Linked DNA regions of Mus musculus: region 2 is linked to region 1. A link is a contact called in ENCODE Hi-C or POLR2A ChIA-PET data. All regions are on one chromosome and are shown on one strand. The core of a region is the stretch at or near the end of the contact, and the rest is flanking DNA. Distances in the headings are between cores, read along the strand shown. Region 1 holds the start of Hacl1 (2-hydroxyacyl-CoA lyase 1). Region 2 overlaps Ankrd28 (ankyrin repeat domain 28).

The links. Hi-C counts contacts between places; a loop is a spot of excess contacts on that map. ChIA-PET counts read pairs that join two places held with the same protein, here RNA polymerase II (POLR2A).
Region 2: a loop to region 1 is called in a map of mouse trophoblast stem cell, with 3 times the contacts of the local background. The contact joins the enhancer-like site here to the promoter of Hacl1 in region 1. A Hi-C loop is called at or near these places in 1 of 37 maps with a recorded cell type or tissue (mouse trophoblast stem cell). POLR2A ChIA-PET finds 5 or more read pairs at or near these places in 1 of 5 experiments (embryonic stem cell).

Annotation. Positions count from the first base shown.
Region 1 is chr14:31,636,829-31,644,418 of GRCm38, forward strand. It overlaps Hacl1 (2-hydroxyacyl-CoA lyase 1), which reads right to left and starts at 4,137. Exons shown (of 17, transcript NM_019975.3): 1 at 3,961-4,137; 2 at 3,666-3,770. The coding sequence starts at 4,050. Btd (biotinidase) reads left to right here and starts at 4,229. Exons shown (of 4, transcript NM_025295.4): 1 at 4,229-4,307. The coding sequence starts at 4,297.
Region 2 is chr14:31,694,246-31,701,835 of GRCm38, forward strand. Ankrd28 (ankyrin repeat domain 28) reads right to left here. Exons shown (of 28, transcript NM_001024604.2): 28 at 5,770-7,590. Among named protein-coding and RNA genes, the nearest start is that of Btd, 57 kb to the left of the region's middle. Within about 2 kb of position 3,346, at least 1 of the 3 ENCODE cell types and tissues checked has a DNase peak (open chromatin) inside an H3K27ac peak, as active enhancers do.

The DNA of each region.
Region 1 (7,590 bases), core at 2,887-5,386:
CTCCATTTTCCACTGTGATTTCTTCAGCCCATTTACACATTAGGGTCTGTAACGATGTTCGTATTTTCATTCCTCACACTGATAATCTATGTTTTCTCTTATCCCTCATCAGTTTGGCTTGATGTCTGCAGATAATTATATGGGCCAGTGAGTGTGGCTCCATTTTAAATGGGATTTTTCAGTTATCCCTGTTTCTGAGTGTGCTCCCACACAGTCAGGTTACACATTACTGTATGTCTTCAATTCTTAGCAAGCGAGCTGGTGACTTTTTTTTTTTTTTTTTTTTTTTTTTTTACTGCTGACATGGTTTTTTGTTTGTTTTGAGACAGGCTCTCATTCTGTAGCCCAGGCTGCCCTTGACTGCACCTCTTCAGCCTCGTGAGCTCTGGCATCCATCCGGGAGTCACCATGCCTGGCTGTTTTTCACCAAACTGTACTTCCCTCAGCTTACAAGGAACAGGGGAAACTCTAAGTTAAAGGAAATACAAGATGCCCAAGAAGAACACTGAGGGCACTTTAAAATTATTCTTTGTCTAGAACATTATAGACATTACTTGTTTTCTTTTTAAAAACAAGAGTAAACTGCATAAAAGGTTTGCTAAAATTAATATACTTAATCATATATTGGGAATAATTTTTCGCTTATAGTAGTAAAATACAAAACATGCAGAAAGAATACTCCTCTGGCATATGCCAAGCGATGAGAAATAACAGATTGCTGTTGTTGGTTTGGTTTTGTTGTTGTCGTTTGAGACAGGGTTTCTCTGTGTAGCCCTGGCTGTCCTAGAACTTGATAGGTAGACCAGGCTGGCCTTGAACTCAGAGATTCACCTGCCTCTGCCTCCCATGTGCTAGGATTACAGTTCAGGTATGAACTTCACTGCCTTATGAAAAATAACAAACTTTATTACCACTAAAAAAAAAAAAAAAAAAAAAAAAAACCCTCTACTTTTCTATCAAATTACATCCCCTCAGCACACATAGTTCTCAAGATAGATCTGGAGTCAAAGTGCTCTGACTCAGAGCCTAGTTCTCCTACATTCTACTGTGTGATTTTGAGAAATTACTCTGCACATTGGCTTTTTCATCTACAAAATGAATATAATTCAGAGCACCCCAAAGAGGACAAGGTCAGCAATCCCAGACATGTAAAATACTTAGAATATAGCTAAATCCCTGATAACCTCCTAGCTTCTGGCCACACGAATGTCTTGACTACTCTAAAAACCTGACAGACAACATATAAAGCAATCGCCAAGTGCACCTTTCTCTTTAGCACAAACCTGTGCCTGAGTCTTTCTGAGCACTTTTGAGTATTCCCTTTGAAAACTCCATCGTTATACCTGCCATCTTCCCTTGTAAATGGTCCTCCTCTCTCTATTCTAAGCCTCAGTCAGTAGCCATATCATCTAGTCATGTAAGCCGCTAACCTAGGGGTCACCTCTAGAAGAGCTAACCTTTCCCTTCCTAACAGGCCATGCCTACTCTTTCTTCAAGATAGCTCCCTTATCATCCTCTGTGGGATGCTCTCTCAGAAGACTGTATGGATTTGTCTGTTTATTCAAGTCTGTTGTCTTTGTACCAGGGAAACCCAGAGCACTGGACATGTTAGACAAGTACTCTACCACTGAAAGATAACCCAAGCCCTCCATGGTCTCAGCTGACCAGGTTGGCTCCAAACCTGAAATCTTCTGTTTCAGCTGAGTAGCTACAGGGACTGCAGTTGTGAGCTGCAGATTTTCCATCACCATCCTTTGGCCTAACTACCCACTCTCACAGTTTGCCATGCCTTTAAGTTATACTGATGCAGCAAGGACAAGCCATCACCTCTATGAGCAATCTTTCCTGTCCCAGTGAGGACAGCCAGTCACACACTGTGTGTGACTACTCTCCCTTTTATGGATTCCTTTTTGAGGAGCTAAATTATTTCAGACTGTCTTTTTGTGTCTTACCCTCATTTCCCCCAACTCATCAACTTGGAGGTGAAAAATAAACCTTATATCTTCTTTATATCCCTCTCTTCTGCCGCGTATACAGTCCACATCATGCATACAGTACATACTTAGTGCATGTCTACTGCATGAAGAAGAAACAACGGGCAAACATACTCAAGAAAAATAGTAAAATACAGATCAGCACCTATCCTTTCTCATGCAGGTAAAAGAATAGAAGGTTATTCCACATAGGAAAACTGAGAGGTAAGGGTACAGCTCAGTGGCAGAGTGCTTGCTTTAGTGTGCACAAGGGCCTGGGTTCAATTCCCAGCACTGGAAAAAACAAAGAGGTAAGGGAATAAAAGTGTAAACAACACAAATTAATACCTACCAGTTTTCTGATTAAAAACACTCCCTATAACTTTCAAGCCTTATTGATAAAGGTCTTTCAATTAGCAAATAGTGTAGTACACACCTAGATTACATAGAGACCTCAAGTCAAGTCAGTACTGTGGGGATTTGAAAGCAAATGAGCCACACCCAATGGAACTCACATCGGATGGCAGAGAAAAGGGGTCAAGAGCGTGGATCAGGACAGCAGTGACGGCAGCAGAAGGGACAGCTGTGTGTGTGTGGGGGGGGGGTGTGAATCGTGTGTGCCACCCATGAAGGTCAGAAGAAATCGTTAGATCCTTTGGAACCAGAGTTATGGGAGGTCGGGAGCCACCACGTGGATGCCAGAAATCAAATCCTGGTCTCTGAAAGAGCAACAAGTACTATGAACTGCTGAGCTAAGTCTTCAGCCCCAATTCTTAATCTTTTAAATTATTTGTGTGTGTGTGTGTGTGTGTGTGTGAGAGAGAGAGAGAGAGAGAGACAGAGAGACAGAGAGACAGAGAGACAGAGAGACAGAGAGAGAGAGCGCCTGTCTGTGTGTGTGTGTAGGTCCAAAACAATTTAACTCAGCCTGTGTGTGTGTGTGTAGGTCCAAGGACAACATGAATCATAAATCAGAAACCGCCTTCATTTTTCCATACAGGCCCTGGAGATTACACTCAGGTTATGAGGTTACGTGGCTTTGTAGAACTTCACTGAACCACTTCATCTGCACCAGATACTTGATATTTTTGCCTGGATTGCTAAGAGAGGGTAATCCTGGGCTGCCAGAGAAAATACTTTAAGTGGGTTCATAAAATGTCCTTTGGTTTTCCCTCTCCCAGGTAAGACCCCAAAGGAGGGAGGCATAATGCTGAGGGAAAGCACCAAACTGGGGTTTGAGAGCCCTGAGTTCCAATGACGGCACTGCCGTCTATAATGTCTTCCACTTTATGTTGCATGAGTCCTGGCCTTCAATCACTAATCACTCTCTGACACCTGTCATGTACAGGAACTACATCAGATGCTGGCAATACACTTACCTAGCGATGAATCAATATGCCTTCTCTGCTAGAACTAACAGTCTAGTAGTGAAGTAAGACTACCCCTTTCGATTCTGATATTTGGATGTGGCAGAGTACACTACGGTAGAAAGGTATAAGCATAGCTCCAAACTCAGAATACCTGAGTTCAAATGCCACTACCAAATGACTCGCGTTGGGCAAGTTTAACTTAGTCTCTCTCTTCTCATTTTCCTGTCAAGGAGGATTAACAGTGGTACGTGCAATGCTTTAGAAACGATGGGACGCTGTGTGCATCGAATGGCTGCCATTTGGTCCCTGTGTCAAGACTCACCGCTTGCTCATTCCGCATCCCAATGTACTTGATGCCCAGTTCCTGGGCAGCAAGGGCGATTTCGGTCACGGGGATGCCTACGACACCGAACATGTACTCCACATCCTGAGGGTAGGAGGGAAAAGGGGCAACAAACAACTATCATCAGGTGACCCAGCCTTCTTGCCCTCCCGGGGGGTCCAAAGGAAAGACCTACAGGACCCCCGCCCCCGCCTCCTTGCCCTCCGTCTCTAGGACAACGCGAGGTCCCCGTCTGCTTCTGTAGAGCCTTTCACACCCGAGGGATCCATCGTACTTGAGTTTTTAGAGCCTGGGCGATGACTTTAGCACCAGACACCTGCTCCTCGCTTCTGTCGCTACCCTCTGCGGAGTTACTTTCTGGCATCTTCCACCTAAAGTTACTTCAAGGCACTCTCGCAGCTCACAGCTTCACTAGCCTAAGAGTTGTTGTTGGTGACACCCGCTTCTGACAGACAGGAGGGCAGCCCAACGGATTTAAGCAAAGGGGAGAAGGGGCGGGACAAGAAGTCAGTCCTTGGTGAGGCGATCATGTAAGCACGCCCATTCTCCAGTCAGTCTTTTCCGGACTCCGCCATCAGCAGGAGGCGGGACGAGCCGGAGGCCGCGTCCTATGCGAAGCAGGTAAGAAACCCAATCTCTGAGGATGCTCGCCTTGGTTTTGTCCTCCACTAGGGTAGCGATACAGCTCAGTCCGGTATGGAGGGGATGGCACATCTGGAGGGTGACTGCAGAGACCAGGCGAGGAGGGGGCGTGGCCCCACCGCGCCTCCCCGCCCTCGCCGGGGCTTCCCGCTGATTGGAGGCAAGCTACGCAAAGGCTGCTGGGACGCGGGTAACTTGGAGAGTGTAAAGTTGGAAAAAAAACAGGCTTTTGGGTACAGTGTCGTGCTCCTGTGCCCTCTGATTTTATAACTCTGTGGTTTTGCACCCCACATCATGTGCACGTTCCAGAAGTCTGTGAGCAGAGGTGTATTCTTAATCAGAGATGACACCAAAATTGCTCAAGAGATAAACTTATTAACACCGTAGCTGCTCCTGCCCTCTGCCTGGTTTATATTTACTTATTTTGTTCCAGTTGGGTATCACTAAGGTCTGTTAGAGCCATTGCTTAATAATTAATGTATGATTGCTTAACTTTTACCAAAGTAATAGTGTTGGTTTTCTACTTACTGGTTCATGGATTAGCCTGCTTGACCCCTGGCATCGCGTGCTTTGTAGACATTAGTGGATTCTTGGCCCCTTAACACCGATTGCTTTCTCAGAATTACTGGCAGAACACTTTATGAAGGGCAAACTGGACCCTGATGGGAACAAATCACTGTGATTCAGATCGAATGGGCTTTTGTTTGTTTGTTTGTTGGTTGGTTGGTTGGTTGGTTTATATTTATTAAGGATCAGTCTTCAACTGGCCATTTTTGCCATTTGGCAAAGAGAAAACTCATTGAGCTGGTTATTGCCTTCGCCTAGCAGTTCAAGGTACAGCGGGCCTTGCTTCCCTTGCCTGTAGAGATTAAGCAGAAGTGACGTGACTGTCTTCCAAGTGCAAAGTCACTGCTGTTCCATCCAACTTCAGTGTAAGGATCCCAGGCGCTGTAATTTATACAGAGCACTCTGTGTGGACTTGGAATATGTTAATCATACTCCCTGTTATTTTTGTTGGCAGTATGCTTAAAATGTTATTTGTTATTTTGGTGAGATTTGGCATCGTAGCGCCAGATGTGGTGGCTCACATCTGTAATCCCAGCACTTGGAGGCAGGAGCATGTCGACTTCTGCGAGTCTGAGACCAGCCTGGGCTACCTAGTGAGTTTCAGGATAGCCAGGGCTATGTAGAGAGACCATGTCTTTTAATTACTCAAAGAAAGAATAAGTCATAAAAGCAATACTAGTGACTGACCCTAGGACTTTGCACATATTAGTCAAGCACTCTACCACCGAATTATATCTCAGGCCCTAAATTTTAACTTTCTTAAAAATCAGACGGCAGGGGTTGGAGAGATGTGTTTAAGAGCAGTGACTTCTTCCAGATGACCTGATTTCCAGCAACCACATAGTGTCTTACAACCATCTGTAATTCCAGTTCTGGCAAAGCCAATGCCCTCTTCTGGCCTCTGAGAGCACCAGGCACACACGTATTATGTAGACATACATGCAGGCAAATAAGCCATAAACATGAAAAATAATAATTAATAAAGCCTTAATAATTAAATTAATTAATAATAATTAATAGCATTAGTGACCTGTTCTCCACAGAGCAAATCCAGGCCTCAGAGTCCAGATAGTGATTGCTTTAGGGATCTAGCTCTGGGATGGTGAGGAGTTGCTTGACAACTTTCTTCCAAGTGGGTGAAGATAACCTCAAAGTAGCTGGATGATCTAGAAAGAGTTGTAAGACGGGTGTGGTGAGGCCGACCTATGGGACCCGTACTCAAGGAAGCTAAGACAGGATCTCACGTTTGAAGCCAGCCTGGGCAACAGTAAGACCCTGTCTCAAAAATAAATCATATTTTAAAAAGAGTTGTAATATGCATAGGGAAGATGAACTTTCAAAAGAAGGCAGCTGCTATAGGCAGTGACTCCGTGGGCCCCCAAATTCTGACTTTTATCTCAGTCCGTTCACAAGAACACTAGGGATCCTGTGCTCGTTTTTAAACCTAACCTAACTGAACCTGTGAAAACCAGTGCACGCTTTGCCAAAATGTAGTGCTTGGTCATTAAAGAAAGAAAGAATCAGGGTTATTTGTCCTCCCAGCTTCATTTTGTCGTTATGGAGAATACCAGGAGTAAACGCATGCTAGGGAGCAGAAGTTTATTTTTTCTTACACTGCCAGGTCACAGACCATCTTTGTGAGACAGTTGTCAGGGCAGGAACTGAAGGCAGGAACCACAGAAGAACCTAGTTGCTGGCACACTCTCTGGCTTCTCCCAGACTCATGCTTAGCCAGCTTTCTCATACGGCCCAGGACACCTGTCTTGTGGCTAGGCCCTTCTGCATTGGTTAACATTCCTCTTGGTTTGGCCCTCGCAGACCTGCCCACGGACCAACCTGGTAACGTGAGTTTCTCTATGAAGCCTCTTTTCTCAGGTGATTTTAGGCTGTGTCAAGTTGTAGAATGGCTAAAAATGAAATTGGTTGACAATTAATAGAAAATGGAAATTGAATACATGTCTTCTGTTATGTGGATTGAACCAGCATCTTGTGCATGCTAGGCAGCTACTACTATACCACCATAGTATTACTATGTATTTCCAGCAACCATATGATGTGTATAGTATTATAGTGTAGTATACCAACTATAATATACTATACTATACCACTATAGTATTACTATATAGTATTATAGTATACAATACCACTATAGTATTAATGGATTATGAAGTCTGATTTAACCCTGACCAATGCTAATTTTCTTATCTATACCTCTATAGTAACTGCCCAGTAGCTTAGTAAAGTAGCTTGCCTTCTTACATTAAGACAAGGTTTCTTTAAGCTATCCAGTCTTCCTGGCTCGGCCTTCGGAGTACCTGAGATTACAGCACTATGCCACCTGCGATCAAAAGGCCAGGAATAAAAATAAAAAAGGAGGAGCTGGAGAGATGGCTCAGTGGTTAAGAGCACCGACTGCTCTTCTGAAGGTCCGAAGTTCAAATCCCAGCAACCACATGGTGGCTCACAACCATCCGTAATGAGATCTGATGCCCTCTTCTGGTGTGTCTGAAGACAGCTACAGTGTACTTAGATATAATAATAAATAAAAATCTTTAATAAAAATAAAAAGGAAACTTATATAAAGCACTATCTTTCAAAACAACACTTAAAAGTATACCGCAGGCAGTTTGCTGAAGGAAACATGCCAACAGAGGCTGAACAGGCAGAAAATGATGTAATAACGTGGGCCGTTGAG
Region 2 (7,590 bases), core at 2,096-4,595, 57 kb after region 1:
TTCTCCTGAACTATCTTTTTTTTATTCTATCAAGAAATAAACATTGTTTTTAGATCCTGAATGAGACACCAATAAAGGAGTCCCTTCATGAGGGAGACCAGAGCTCTCGATCACCTGCCAATGTCTGCTTATGCATATTCAGATAGTGCAGTAAGAGGGATGCCTTTCTCTCCATTCCTGCGGTTTCCCAGGTTCAATGTCTAAAGCTCCTTGGTCTAGGAAACCAAGGACTGGCTTACTGTACCAGCTGGGGAGAACCATCAGCTGACTAGTGCAAACCTTAATTTTCTTTTTCAAAAGTATGTTTAATAACACCAGAGGAAAACCTTTATTCCATAGGTTTACCCTGTCCTATTTTAGTGAGGATGATGCTTAACCGGAGGGAGTCTTAGCCCAAAGTGGCAGACAATTCAGAGGGTCAGCGTTCTAAGGTGCTGGGAGCTTCCGCCTAAAGTGGCAGGTGATTCACAGCATCAGCTAGTTGCGGCCTAGATGAAGTCAACTCCAGCTGTGCCCTTTATCCAGTCTCCTCAGAGCAACAGTGGGCTTACTGCATCATAGCCTGTTTGGGAGCCAGAATGCCAGTAGCCAGTTTTGGCATCCATGTGTTGGGTAAACAGAAGCAGGTAGCTGCTGATGGGGGTGGATCCAGATACCTACAGGGGCTGCTGCCAATGGCAGCCAGGGATCAGAGCAGTTACTCAGCAAATTTTTCTCTGAGGGAACAAAGCTTAATTCACTGGGGCTGGTACTCCCTGTGGCCAGTGAAAAAACTATTAACTCTTTTTAACTCCTTGGGGCTGGTGGGAAAGGGAAGAGAGAAAATCTCTCTCCTCTCTCTCTCTCTCTCTGAGTGGATGAAACAAAAGGCAGAGTCCAATAACTTCATATACACATATATACATATATGCATGCATACATACATAACTATAGACAGACATATACATAATTACACATAGAATGGTTAGAGCAAAGCTCCAGCAAGCAGGCTCCAAGCAGTTCACACATACATACATGAATACACCACTGCTCACCCAGACAAGCTTTACATATATATATCTACATACACATAATTGATGGATGGAAGGAACAGTATTCCAACCTCCACTCACACAAACTTTTCATATACACATACATACATATACATAGTGGATGGATGGAAGGAACAATATGCCAATCCCCACACTATAATTTCTTCCAGTTTATGTATCTCAGCAAAATCTTTTAAGCATTATAAAATTACAATGTGATTATCTTTTAGTTTTCTTCTAGTGAATGGTTATGAAAAAAACCAATGTGTTCTCCAATACCTTTACAAGAAATAACATTACATAGTACAGGTAAAGAAAAATTATTTCCCCAAACCCATGTACATTTATAACTAAGCAACTTGCTATAGACTAACAAAGTATAAAAGCAAGCAAGGTAGTTTTTCTCAGCCAGTTTCTCTTACTAGCAGGCAGCAATTTGCAGTTACAAAGAAAGGAGTAATTATTTTATTATCTTTAAAAGTAATCTTCCAAGAATCTTAAAAGAATCACAAATCTAAGCTTTTAGATAAACCCAGTCATATCTACCTTAAGTCCTCACAATGCACATCCACTCATCAGCAACTGAAGCTGAGGGCAAAAATGGACTAAGAAATGAATCACCACCAGTCCAGCCTCAGAGAGTCATGTCAGCCAGTGCTGCCACTGCTCTCGCTCCCTCACCTTAACTAACTGGTTACCTAATTAGTTAATTGCTTAACTAGTAAGAGTGTGTCTTTCTGAACTTTAGTCTGCTTTCTAAGATTTTTTTCCATAAAAGCCAGTAGTAAAACCATCTCAACCTAGCCTCACTAACAATTTTATTTTATTTTATTTTGGTTTTTTTGAGACAGTTTCTCTGTGTAGCCTTGGCTGTCCTCGCAGCAATGCCTGAAAGAGATCAAGCATCGGCACTGCGAATGTCAGAGATACTGGCCAGAGAGGAACTGAAAACCTCTTAAAGTTTTCATATAACTCTTCGATTAAGAGGGATTAAAAAAAGAAGAAGAAGAAAGAAAAAAGAGGGATGTGAGGGCAGAAGCAGAGCAGAACTCCATAACAGTATAAAGTCTTCAGGACACGTGGCCCTTTGGGTCATGCAATGCCAAGTCTCACCCATGTAGCTGTGGTAACCTACGGGCTGCATTCTATGTGATTCCTCCTGCATGGCCTTCAATGGGGCACTCCCCCTTCTCAGAGAAGGGGAAGGGGCGGGGCTGCGATTCAGATGTAAAGTTAATAAATTAATGGAAAAAAAACCCCGAAACTCATTTTTAGTTTAAAATAGTAAGGGATATTTTAAGCTTAAGTCACTACTCAAATTTTGTTTCAAAATCGAATGAAGAGAGCAGACAGGAGCAGAATTAGAAACCCTCTGGGGAAGTAAAACTTTGTGCCTTGGTAAAAACCAAAATAAAAACAGCAGACAGAAATATAGCCCATCATCTACAATTAATATGTTAAAAGCATTTTATTTCTTAAACAAAACAATAAACAAAAACCAACCAGGATTCAGAATGCAAGAGTGAGGTAACCAGAAGGAAACAGGAAACAACCCAGAGAACCAACGAGGCAGGGATGGGACACGGTGGTGCTGGGGATGGAAAGCTGTTGTCAAGACAACACTGTATGTCATCATCTTTTCTGATTTTTAAAGGCAGCCACTACCCAAACCTTCTCATCTCCCTTAGTCTAGTATCTGCTTTGGAGGAGCCGAGCAGAGAGATGGGAAAGAGACTAGTTCTCCAAGCTCCAGATCCTACCCACATAGACGGAGTCAAGAACTGAACATGAACATGGTACACACCTGCACAGCACCCAGAAGGTAGGGGCAGGGATTACACGTTTCATGTCCTGTCTCACAGGAAACAAACTAAACAGGAAGTAGGGCACAGAAACAAAAAAGAGGGTATAGGGATGAAATGAAGGCTTCCAGGTGCAACCAACTGGCCAGCACACCATCTCAGGACTAGCTAAACTGTGGAAGTGGCTCCCAAACCATGCTCCCCTGTCCCAGAGGCTAAGCCCAAAGGCAGCAGATGTGGTGCTCAGAGGACAAATCATGTCGGTGTGCTCAGAATTCCTTCCAGGCTTATGAGAACTTTCCATGTAACTTATTGTATTTCAACCTAGGATCAAGATGAAACAGATGAAGGTCGGCTCCTATGAGGTGGCAAAGCCCTCTGAAGGCTCCCGCTTGAAGCAGCCCCTCCAACAAGCCCGTGTCAGCCAACCTACAAAGGCATGAGGGTTATTTTAGGCAAGTGAGATGCATGGTGCTTATGATGGCAACAGTGACTGAGGTGAGCAGATGGCAGGCTCTCTGGCTCCACTCTGTCACAAGGGTGAGTGACAACTCCCTCCCCCTTACTTCTCTATACCCAGAACCTCAGCTCCATTGCAAGCAGCAGGTGTCCAGTACTGGCTGTGACCACATTCCTGTTTATTCTAAAGATATTGAGCTATGAGAATAAAACTGAAGGGAATTTAACAATTTTGAAGTCAAGACAAAAACCAGAGAATCAGCACACGCATTAGAGAGCACTACAGGAGGAGGACTGCCTGCAGCTGAAGTCAGGTTTTAAAAATCAAGACTGTGGTCAAAAGTTATTTTGTCTTCCTCCACGTGTTAAATGTTATTAATAGTACCTACCTCATTGGATAGTCATGGGGATTAAGAGATAACATATTTCAAGCATTTACGTCTTTGCCTGGTACATGATCAACAGTGTACTGGCCTTTTCTATTACTGTTACCTGCAGAGATGATTTCAAAGATTATTAAAACTCCTTTATCTGTGGTCCCAAGCAGCTACTAATATTTATCTGTTTTTAATGCCTGTTATCAAAGCTCTGTATAGCTTGTTACGCTCTCATTTCACATAGGAACACCTCGTGTTGAAGAGCACCGTGCCCCCATCTGCCCTCTTCCAAGCACTTCCAAGCTCTTGCACCTAGGAAATCTCGTAGGCCTTCTTCACCTGCTTCAGTCAGACTTGTCCCCAGTGTCCAGGTTCTGCGCTGCCTCCACCATGAAGCCCGCTGCCTTCCTGCTCGCTTAGGTGTCCTGTTCCTGCCTTCCTCGGTGGTGGCTTATCTCAGTCCTATTTATCACTTTTTGCTTACATGATGAAACCGTCAGCCGTTAAAGGACACCACCACCATTCTGCCCACTGATACTCAAGTACATAGCAGGTAAGAAACATATACTTGTTGAGTTAATACATGTGAAAGATTCATTTTGGTAAGTACAAAAGTCTAAAATAACTACTAAGAAGCCACTGAGTTCTTAAAGGACAAAAATCAGAGCTGGGGATGGAGGCACATACCTGTAGGTGATGCAGCACCTAGACGTGGAGTAGGAACACTCAGGAATTCATTCTAGGCTGTAGGAAACACACTAACAACCTGCAAAAAACTTGTCTAAAAACCTGCTGTAACTTAACACATTTTAAAGAAAAAAGTTCTTTATATGTAAAAAAGAAAGACACTTGATTTTTTACATTAAAAATTTTTATTTCATTTAAAAGATCCAATATTTGAAGCCAAATTAACCCCAAATTTACAGCTACATTTAGAGATCTCTGAACTAAATGGCACTGTTTGAGGTCACCTGTCATCGTTATCTCCCCCAAAGTTGTTTCTGAGCAAAAGCTGGTATTTCTGTAACACATATCTTAGATGTCACCTTTCTCACAGAAATTAAAGGCCGACAGACTTTCCCCTTGTGGGCGAGGATAAATACACAACCGACCCACCAGGACCAATGCTTTGTGCACACTATAGGTGTATGTAACTATAAAGTAACGTATGGCGCTATGCTGTGCTCCTGTATTTATTCCAAATACTGGTGTTAGTCAACACTTTCTGGGATAGTACTTCAAAATTTCCCTCTTCCAGTGCACACCAAAGGAAGTGGGTTGCTCAAGCTAGAGACAAACTACCACAAAGGAACAGCTTTTCTAGTCGGCTGGTAACAGCACAAACCACCTCCCGAGTGTTTTACTTAAAGTGATGCAGGATCTTGGTCTCTACATACATATGAGGATAAATTAAAAGATGAGTTTGTTACTTTATAGCTACACATTTGACTTCAATAGATGTGCAGACAATGTGTCTAATGAGTCCATCTGGAAATCACTTCAGCCTGTGAAAGAGAAGACATGGCAGAGGGTGGAAAGTCATCCTTCCAGCATTCCCTTGGAGGACAGAGCTGGGCCCAAGGACAGAAGTTACCAGGAGGGAGGCTTCAGCTCCATTAAGGAGACCTTCCTAACAGAGCTGCTCAACAATGAATGGACTGCTCGTGAGGTAGTCACTGGAAGTGTTCAAGGTGGAAAGACAACCTTGGAGAAGGGACTCCTGCATTTAAGAGGTTAGACTGGATGGACCTCAGGTCTCTTTCAATTCTGAGATTCTAGAAAATTCCCTCAGGGAATTCAGAAGAGAATTCCTAAAAGGAAAGAGAAAGCACACATATGGTATACTTTTAGAATCCTCTTGAGTTTTCTTTTTTAAAAGGTACAATAGAAATGTAGTCTACGGTCTTTTAAAATGCATATTTACCCTTCTCCCACTATTAATTACGAAGGGTTCATTACGACTCCTTTATATTATAAAGAAAAGATGGAGATTATATTTATAATTTTGCAAATATTTTAGAAAAATGCTTAAAATCTAGTAGTCAATGCCCTAGAAACTTTATAGATTTTTAAGTAATATGCACAGATACAAATACATTATTCATTAAATACAGCTCACGTCTGTGTTTTATTATACTCTAAAATATACAGGAATCTTGATGTACTGAAAGAGTGCAAGTAAATACAGGATTCAAGCAGTCACTATTTCTATGTACATGCTCATTAATTCTTCAAAAAACCCACAAAATTATCAAATAGATCAAAATACTGTTCTGTGTTTTCACACTTTATATTCAGAAAAACCAGCTGATAATTTACAATGTCATAAAGTTCCAGTTTCACAATACAAAAAGGGTAAGATGGAATTGGGTATCATTTTGTTGCAATGTATGGAACTTTACCCAGCTCTAGTAAGACCCCTCCCCCCAATGTAAAATCATTGTTACTGGGAAAGTGACAGTTACAATAAAAGAACCACAGAAAAGTGTAATTTAAAATTAGCCTACTGTCAGCCTCTTCTCTGTTACCTGAAAGGCAGTCTTCAATTTGGCAGGCAAGCTCTGACAGTAAGAAGCTGCACACCCGCTACTCTAGATCTCAGGAGGACCTAAAGCCTGAAGTATTTTAAATCTTGCCCAGTACAGAAATGCCTTCCAAATGACCTGATTCTGTTTATGTTATGAGTCATCATCTAAAGCAAACTCCAATGCTTCTGAGAAGGAAGCCAAATGGTTTGATGTTGATTTTTATAAAGAAAACATCTGAAGCCAGGCAGTGGTGGTGCACACCTTTAATCCCAGCACTTAGGAAGCTGAGACAGGTGAATCTCTGTGAGATCGAGGCCAGCCTGGTCTACAAAGCAAACTCTAGTACAGCCAGGGCTACACATAGAGAGCCCTGTCTTAAAACAACAAACGACTACAACAACAACAACAACAACAAAGGAAAGGATGCATTCAAGAACCTTCCAGTGCTGTGAGGACGCAGGAGAGGAAGCAGGTACATTTTTAAGTATTTTCTTTTACATAAAACATTTACAATCCCAGTTTGTATAGAATTCACAACCAGCTTTCGACAATGTTTCATAACAAGAGTCTTCAAACTTTTTAAAATTTTGATTCTTGTTTTTAAAGTTCAAAGATTAAAATAAATGACAATAGAATTCCTCCAGCCAAAAAAGGTAGAGGTCCCAAAGTAACTAACGTGATGCAGGTGTGCCGCGCACAGAGAGGCTCAGATGTCCCTTCTCCAGGACCGCTGCATTACAAGAGGTGAAATAGTCTGTTTTTTAAATTCATTAAAAATTTCCTCTATGGAATTCCTTAAACAAAAACAATTCAATTTAAAAGCAAACCACTCAATCGTGGGCAACAGCCCTGACTTCATCTGCGTCTGTCTCTAGTACTTTCAACCACGCTGCACCCAGTTAACTGGTTCTGAAGTCTATAAAAAGTGGAATTTAAAAACTTTTATATTAAAAAATGTAAAAATACATCTGCTTCCTCTCATGGCTTAATACAGTAGATGCTTTCTTATAAAAACCAACACCAAACCGAATCTGGCCTCACTTTCAGAAGCACTGAAGTTTGCTTTAGACGACTTCTCATTTCATCTATTTCCGTTTCCACAAAATGGAGTTCTAATAAAAAAATCTGTATGTTATTTGGTCCTTGGCAATTTGATGTGTACATAATGCCTATTATACCAAACTTTTATTGCATTAAAATTTAGCTGTAATTTTATGGGTAAAATTTAATCTAGTGTTTTGATCTCTTTCTTTACAGCAGTGTTGCCCATGTAAGCAGGTCAGGGAGCAGTGTCCCAATTTCTGGCACTGCAAAGCCAATTAAACGATCCCACAAAGCAATCGACATCACTGTGTTTTCCACTGGTCAAGTCATTATTAAGATTCTAGAAGTT